2 separate regions of the Homo sapiens genome follow, and region 1 is linked to region 2. Evidence: read pairs that join two places in POLR2A ChIA-PET (ENCODE). Cell type or tissue: B cell. All regions are shown on one strand. Region 1 overlaps TEX22 (testis expressed 22). Region 2 overlaps GPR132 (G protein-coupled receptor 132).

Region 1 (4,000 bases), 350 kb after region 2:
AAGCAATTCTCCTGTCTCAGCCTCCTGAGTAGCTGGGATTACAGGTGCACACCACCATGCCTGGCTAATCTTTTATATTTTAGTAGGCATGGGGTTTCATCATGTTGCTCAGGCTGGTCTCGAACTCCTGAGCTCAGGCCATTCACCCACCTTGGCTTCCCAAAGTGCTGGGATTACAGGCATGAGCCACCATGCCCGGCCAGTTTCTTAAATTTTTTTAGAGATGGGATCTCACTTTGTTGTCTAGGCTAGAGTGCAGCGTGTGGCACCATGACGGCTCACTGCAGCCTTGAACTCCTAGCCTCAAGTGATCCTCCCATCTCAGCCTCCCGAATAGCTGGGACTGTAGGTACACGTCACCATGCCCAGCTAATTATTTTTTGTAGAGATGAGGTCTCCCTATGTTGCCCAGGCTGGTCTCGAACTTCTCTGCTGAGGTCAAGCCATCCTGCCTAGGCCTCCCAAAGTGTTGGGATTACAGACGAGAGCCACTGCACTCTGCCATTGTTTCTTTCTAAATAAATTGGTATTTCAGTCTTTATTTTCTTTTTCACTCAGGACTTAATTAGAAGGGTGTTTTGGAATGTCCATATCAACAGGAGTGTTTTGTTATCCTTTTGCTATTAATTTCTAATTGTGTCACTTTGTAGTTGCAGAACCCTGTGTTATGGGGGTCTGTCTGCATGGGGGTCCATCTGTGTTATGGGGGTCTGTCTGCATGGGGGTCCATCTGTGTTATGGGGGTCTGTCTGCATGGGGGTCTGTCTGTGTTATGGGGCTCTATCTGCATTGGGGTCTATTTTGTTTGTGGCCAATTCATGTGCATGTTGAGCTTGTTTGGGAAGAACATGGATTCTCTATGAGTTAAAGAGTTCTGTGCATGTTCTCCTGTGTCTGTTGGATTACTCATTACTTAAATCTTATTTTTTTTAAATTTTAAATTACTTTTGTTAAAACATATATATTTAGAACAGCAGTCCCCAAAGCCACTCTCAGCCCTTGCAGACGTCCCACCGCATGCTGAGGTGAGAAGTGCACTTTTGCCGGTGCGCTGCCTCCTTTTCTTTCTTTCTTTCTTCCTTTTTTTTTTTTTTGAAACGGAGTCTCACTCTATCACCAGGCTGGAGTGCAGTGGCGTGATCTTGGCTCACTGCAACCTCCGCCTCCGGGGTTCAAGTGGTTCTCCTGCCTCAGCCTCCCAAGTAGCTGGGACTACAGGCACCCACCACCACACCCAGCTAATTTTTGTGTTTTGTTTGTTTGTTTTTTGTTTTTGAGACAGAGTCTCGCTCCATCACCCAGACTGGAGTGCAATGGCATGATCTTGGCTCACTGCAACCTCTGCCTCCTGGGTTCAAGCAATTCTCCTGCCTTAGCTTCCCAAGTAGTTGGGATTACAGGTGCGTGCCACCATGCTGGGCTAATTTTTGTATTTTTAGTAGAAACAGGGTTTCGCCATGCTGACCAGGCTGGTCTCAAACTCCTGACCTCTGGTGATCTGCCCGCCTCGGCCTCCCAAAATGCTGGGATTACAGGCGTGAGCCACCGTGCCCGGCCGCACTGCCTCCTTTTCATTCCTCTGTCTTGCATTCTGTCCATGCCCCACCGCAGAGACGAAGGGTGTAGCGCCCCTTCCCCATCCTCCCACCAGCATTCTGTCTACTCAGCAGAAACCCAATTCCACTGTTAGCTTTACAGTGACCATGTGGCATCGTGACCGTGGGATGGCCGTGTTGCCTTTGTGCTGTTTTCCCTGGAGGAAATCATTGTGTTCCCCCCTCCTCCCCCTCCCCCTCCTCCTGCTCCTCCTCCTCCTCCTCCCTCTTCTACGAACTGATTATTCTTTCCTAAACCTTCCAACAAATCTAGGACTCTCCTCTCACAGACCCCTGTACATTGGGTCGTCTGGAGCTGTGTTTTCTCCTTGGCAGTGGCCTTCCTGGAGCCCTGGACTGCCAGCAACCAGCCCAGCTGGCAGGGCCACTGAGTAGCCTTCCCCACTCCCTCTCCCCTCCCCCTACAATCCGCCTGCCTCCTGTCTACAGGACCCCTTGTTTCCTGGGCCCCAGCTTGTTCTCCTTGGTTTATCCTTTGTTTTGGTGGAGTACATCTAGCAGCTTCCTCCAAAAGGGTTCAGAGGATGTGAAAGTTTTTGAGACTCTAAAGATATGAAAATATCTTTATTCTGCCTGTATGCTTGAATGACACCTTGGTTGGGTGAGATACTAGGTGGGAAATAATTTTCTTTCAGGATTTTAAGGCTTTGTCCATCACCTTCTAGCTTGCAGCGCTGCTGTGTGGTGGTGCCCTAGACTATTAAGACTTCTTCTTCTTCTTTTTTTTTTTTTTTTTGAGACAGAGTCTTGCACTGTCACCCAGGCTGGAGTGCAGTGGTGCAATCCTAGCTCACTGTGGCCTTGAACTCCTGGGGAGTTCAAGGGGATGGAGCGATCCTCCCTCCTCAGCCTCCTGAAGTGCTTGGATTATAGCTACTGTGCCCAGCCAGGATTTTCTTACATTTTCTGTTTCTTTCTCCCTTCCTTTCTTTCTTTCATTCATTCTTTCTTTCGTTCTTTTTCTCTCTTTCTCCTTCCTTCCTTCTTTTTCTTTCTCTCTCTCTTTTTTTTTTTTCCAGAGTCTTACTCTGTCACCCAGGCTGGAGTGCAGTGGCAAAATCACAGTTCACTGCAGCCTCAGCCTCCTGGGCTCAAGCAATCTCTGCCTCAGCCTCCCCAGTAGCAAGGACTACAGGCATGTGCCACTGAACTTGGCTAATTTTTTAATTTTTCTTTTGTAGAGATGGGGTCTCACAGGCTGGTTTAGAATTCCTGGCCTCAAGCGATCCTCCTGCCTTGGGCTCCCAAACTGCTGGGATTGCAGATGTGAACCATGGCGCCTAGCCTCCTTACCTTTTTTGTTTGTTTGTTTGAGACGGAGTTTTGCTCTTGTTGCCCAGGCTGAAGTACAATGGTGTGATCTCGGCTCAGTGCAACCTCCACCTCCCGGATTCAAGCGATTCTCCTGCCTCAGCCTCTTGAGTAGCTGGGATTACAGGCATGTGCCACCACGCCTGGCTAATTTTGTATTTTTAGTAGAGATGGGGTTTTTCCACGTTGGTCAGGCTAGTCTCGAACTCCTGACCTCAGGTGATCTACTCGCCTCGGCCTCCCAAAATGCTGGGATTACAGGCATGAGCCACCACACCCGGCCAGCCTTTTTACTTTTTAAGGCTTAATAATATTCCATTTTCTGGATCTGCCACATTTTCTTTATCCATTGATCCATTGTGGAAACCTGGATTCCTTCCACATTTTCGCTATTGTGAATAATGACCACTGCTGTGTTGGAGTGCGCACATCTGTTTGCCTTCCTGCCTTCAACTCTTTTGGGTACATACCCCAAAGCGGAATTGCTGGATCCCATGCAATTCTGATTTTAATGTTTTGAGGAATGAGAATTCACTTCGGGTTTGCATGAATCCCACTCTTAGCATGGCACTGCCTTCTCTCCCCTCTCCCCTTCCCCCTGGTGAGGGAGGTGGAGGATGGTGAACCTCAGGCTGAGCAGAGTCTGGAGGAACCGTCTCCTGCAGCCCACGTGGGAAGTTCCTTCTTGGGGGATAGAGGTCGTGCTGGGGACCTCACCTGCTTCTGGCCTTTCCCTGTGGCCCTCCCACAGCTTCTCCAGCTGGTGGTCCCTGCCCTCCAGTCTCCTGTACCCTGCCAGGGGCCCTCCTCCACTGGCGCTGGTCTTTTGTCTATGGATTCATGATCTTTATTTTCTCCCGAACTCTCTTTATGATCATTTCAGAGGGGTCTGGGGAGAAGGGCAGTCTGGAGCTGGCCTTAGTCCTGCCTTTCCTGAGGCACGCATCAGTGCTCGAGCTCCGGGGGTTCTCCTGCCGGTCAAGCCGGGGGCCGGCCGTGAGGACTAAGCGGTCCACAGGCAGCCCTGCTGTACATGAAGCGGGGCAGGTACTGGGTTGGGCGGTGTCCTGGCA
Region 2 (4,000 bases):
GTCTCAAAAAACTGTGTTGATGCCCAGGCTGGAGTGCAGTGGCGTGATCTCTGCTACTGCAACCTCTGCCTCCCAAGTTCAAGTGATTCTCCTGCCTCAGCCTCCCGAGTAGCTGGGACTACAGGCACTCGCCACCACGCCCATCTAATTTTTGTAGTTTTAGTAGAGACAAGGTTTCACCAGGTTGGCCAGGCTGGTCTTGAACTCCTGACCTTGGGTGATCTGCCCACCTTGGCCTCCCAAAGTGCTGGGATTACAGGTGTGAGCCACCATGCCAGGCCACTTGTTTTTGTGCATTTAAAAAATTCAGCTGGGCGCAGTGGCTCACGCCTGTAATCCCAGCACTTTGGGAGGCCAGGGTGGGGAGATCACTAGAGGTCAGGCGTTCGAGACCAGCCTGGCTAACCTGGTGAAAACTCGTCTCTACTAAAAATACAAAAATTAGACAGGCGTGGTGGCAGGTGCCTGCAGTCCCAGCTACTTGGGAGGCTGAGGCAGGAGAATGGTGTGAACCCGGAAGGCAGAGATTGCGCCACTGCACTCCAGCCAGGGCAACAGAGCAAGACTCCATCTCAAAAAAAAAAAAAAAAAAAAAATTCGGCCCCATGGGCCGTTCATTCCTTCAATCCCAACGCTTTGGAAGGACAAGGCAGGTGGATCACCCGAGGTCTGGAGTTCCAGACCAGCCTGACCAACATGGTGAAATCCCATCTCTATTAAAAATACAAATATTAGCCAGGCGTGGTGGGCACCTGTAATCCCAGCTACTTGGGAGGCTGATGCAGGAGAATCCCTTGAACCTGGGAGGCAGAAGCTGCAGTGAGCCGAGATTGTGCCACTGCACTCCAGCCTGGGCGATAGAGTGAGACTCAATCGCAAGAAAAAAAAATTGAAAAAGTGGAAAATTGTGGCAAAATACACATAACAAGGAATTTACCATTGTAACCGTTTTTCAGTAGCATTGGGCACATTCACATTCTTCTGCAACCATCGCCAGCATCCGTCGGCAGAACCTTCTCATCTTCCCAAACGGAGACTCTGCCCCAGGAAGCACTCGCTCCGCATTTGCTCCCAGCCCCCAGGCCTCCATTCCACTTTGTCTCTGTGCGCTGGGCTCCCCTGTCACCTCCCCACGTGGGTGGGCATCTCTGCGTGTCTTCAGCGTGTGTCCTTCCGTGTCTCACGTGCTCCACTCACCACAGTGTCCTCAAGCTCCCTCCTGTTGCAGCGTGTGCCAGGATTTCCCTTCCTTTCAAAGGCGGGATGGTATTCCATTGTATTCAGTGTGTCCTCCAGGGTCTCGCCAAAAATATAAATATATATATATATTCCACTGTGCCCTTCCATCTTGAGCAATCCTGCACGTGTGGCGTGTGGCGTGTGGCGTGTGGCGTGTTCTGCTCAGCCACGACTCCGCTGACAGACGCTCGGCTGCCTCTGTGCCTTAGCTGAGCTGCTGAGAATGACGGTGTCAAGAACATGAGGAGGGCTGTTCACGTCCCTGCTTTCCGTTCTCCTGGGTCAGACCCACAGTTGGCATTGCTGGATCTCACGGCAGTTCCGTCTCATCTCGTGGGGTGCCTCCGCGCTGTTCTCCACGGTGGTGGCGCTGGCCCACCTTCCCCCGGCGGTGTGCAGGGCTCCGGTCTCCCCACAGCCTCGCTGCGCTTGCTGGGTTTCTCCGGGTGAGTGTCGTGTCCCTTGCTCACCTTCCTCCCTGGGCAGAGGGAGAGAGTGGGTGTGACTGGGCTGCCTCACACTCAGTTGTCACCACTTCGCCCAAGACACAGGCCTGTGGCGGGCGGCGGGGGGCAGTGAAGGCAGTTCTCGGGTGGGAGGCCCAACGCCTGTGTTTGCACTCACTGTTCTTCACCCAGATGGCTCTTTTCCCATCAAACGAGTGCCCCAGCCCCGCTGTGCGAGTCCTGAGCTCAGAGGAAGTTTCGGGCCCCCTACACGGCCCCGTCTCTTTCATGACAATCACAGGCCCTGGGAGGCAGAGCCAGAATCCAAAACACAAGGGGAGATGCAGGCAAGACCCGGGGTGGCCAGAGGGGTCCCTCCCACCTCAGCCTGCACAGAGCCGCTCTGGTCTGTTCCCTCCCCGACTTCCTACGGCTCCCCCACCCCACACATCGTCGCCCGTGCGGTCTCAGTCAGGGCCTCGGTGCCCCTCAGTCCCGCACCCCCTGCTCCAGGCCTCACGCAGCCTTGGGACCTTCACCTCTGGACACCAGGTCCGTGGTGTCTGTGGCTCTGTGCCCATCTGGTGAGGAGGCTGTCCCCCGCTCCCCCGCCTCCTGCCACAAGTGACCTCCTGGGAAGAGAGCCTTCCTGGTGGGTCAGAAGTAGGGGCAACGGCACCAGGAGACGCATGGATGCGGGGGGCTGGTGGTCAGCTCCTCATGGCCCAGACCGTGCAGGGCTCCCCTGGGACCTGTGGGACAGCCCCCTGACTCAGTACTGTGTCGCCCTCCCAGGAGCCACCAACTATGCCCTCATTCCCGTTCCTGGCTTCCCAGAACTTCACGAAAGAATTATGAAATCAGTCCTTCATTTCTCCATGTAGCACCTCTAGATTTATTATTGCTGAGCTAGTTTTTATCTCGATAATCTATTTTTATGCGTTAATTTTTGAATTATGAGACAACATGCTTCATGGAAAAATTCTCATGGGCTTCCTCTTACATGTTCAAAGTCGGAGAAGGCTCTCTCACCTGGCATATTTTGCGGGTTCCAATCTCAGTGTGGCTCTAAGATAAGCTTTCTAAGTACATGTCATGCGTCTTGTCGGTCCTATCAAGACGTTCACTCTGAGAGTTTAAAATGACCTGGAAAAAGAGTAGGTTGAAATTGTTTTAGGGAAATCAGATTGAGTCACAAGTTAACCCATTGACAAACGGCTAGTGAGTATTTACTAATTTACTAAGTGGCCCGTTGATTCGTAGGTGTTTTTTAAATGTTGAGAATCTGCCGTTGCATCCCACATGAGAAACACAAGCAAGGCTCCAAGCCAACAGGCATCAAAACGTCACATTAGCCACTGCGACTACATACGATTCTTTTTTTTTTTTTTTTTTTTTTTTCTTGAGATGGAGTCTTGCTCTGTCGCCCAGGCTGGAGTGCAGTAGCACAATCTCGGCTCACTGCAACCTCTGCCTCCCGGGTTCAAACTATTCTCCTGCAGCAGCCTCTTGAGTAGCTGGGAGTACAGTCGCCTGCCACCACCCCCAGCTAATTTTTTTTTTTTTTTTTTTGAGACAGAGTCGCACTCTGTTGCCCAGGCTGGAGTGCAATGGCATGATCTCGGCTCACTGCAACCTCCGCCTCCTGGGTTCAAGCGATTCTCCTGTCTTAGCCTCCCAAGTAGCTGGGACTACACACACGCGCCACCATCCCCAGCTAGATTTTGTATTTTTAGTAGAGACGGGGTCTCACCATGTTGGGCAGGCTGGTCTCAAACTCCTGACCTCAAATGATCCACCCACCTCGGCCTCCCAAAGTGCTGGGATTACAGGCGTAAGCCACCGCACCTGGCCTAGGTACTCTTCTTGTTTGTCAATTATACCTTTATAAAGCTGGGAGAGAAAAGAAAGTTGATGAGCTTTCACAGAAAACATAAAAATAGCTCCTAAAGGCCAGGTGTGGTAACTCATGGCTGTAAATCCCAGCCCTTTGAGAAGCTGAGGTGGGAGGATAGCTGGAGTCCAGGAGTTCAAGACCAGCCTGGGCAATATAGTAACACCCCACACCTACAAAAATATAAACAGGCATGATGGTGCACACGTGTAGTCCCAGCTACCCAGGAGGCTGAGTTGGGAGGATCGCTTGAGCCCAGGAGGTAGGGGTTGCAGTGAGCTGTGACTGAGCTGCTGCACTCCGGCCTGGCTACAGAGAGAGACCCCGTCTCAAGAAAAAAGAAAAGCTCCTAAAATCTGAAAAATGTTCAACTCCACTTCTAATCAAAGAAATGCAAACATGAATATCTGAAAGACAGTCT

The links. ChIA-PET counts read pairs that join two places held together with the same protein. Peaks named below come from ENCODE experiments on the same cell type or tissue, not always from the same donor. Only the 100,000 strongest peaks of a DNase experiment are listed, where the experiment ranks them.
Region 1: POLR2A ChIA-PET joins it to region 2 with 5 read pairs; 1 of 35 experiments calls an interaction of 5 or more read pairs at or near these places.

Annotation. Positions count from the first base shown.
Region 1 is chr14:105,407,167-105,411,166 of GRCh38, forward strand. The region is part of intron 2 of TEX22 (testis expressed 22); the gene reads left to right. Among named protein-coding and RNA genes, the nearest start is that of MTA1-DT, 11 kb to the right of the region's middle. In B cell, no CTCF peak of the experiment used is centred here; no DNase peak of the experiment used is centred here; H3K4me3 peaks cover 15 bases.
Region 2 is chr14:105,054,450-105,058,449 of GRCh38, forward strand. GPR132 (G protein-coupled receptor 132) reads right to left here. Exons shown (of 4, transcript NM_013345.4): 2 at 2,718-2,831; 3 at 938-1,717. The coding sequence starts at 971. LOC124903398 (a long non-coding RNA gene) reads left to right here. Exons shown (of 2, transcript XR_007064368.1): 2 at 960-1,328. Among named protein-coding and RNA genes, the nearest start is that of GPR132, 9.0 kb to the right of the region's middle. RefSeq lists an enhancer at 1,161-1,936. In B cell, no CTCF peak of the experiment used is centred here; a DNase peak (open chromatin) is centred at 1,892; H3K27ac peaks cover 330 bases.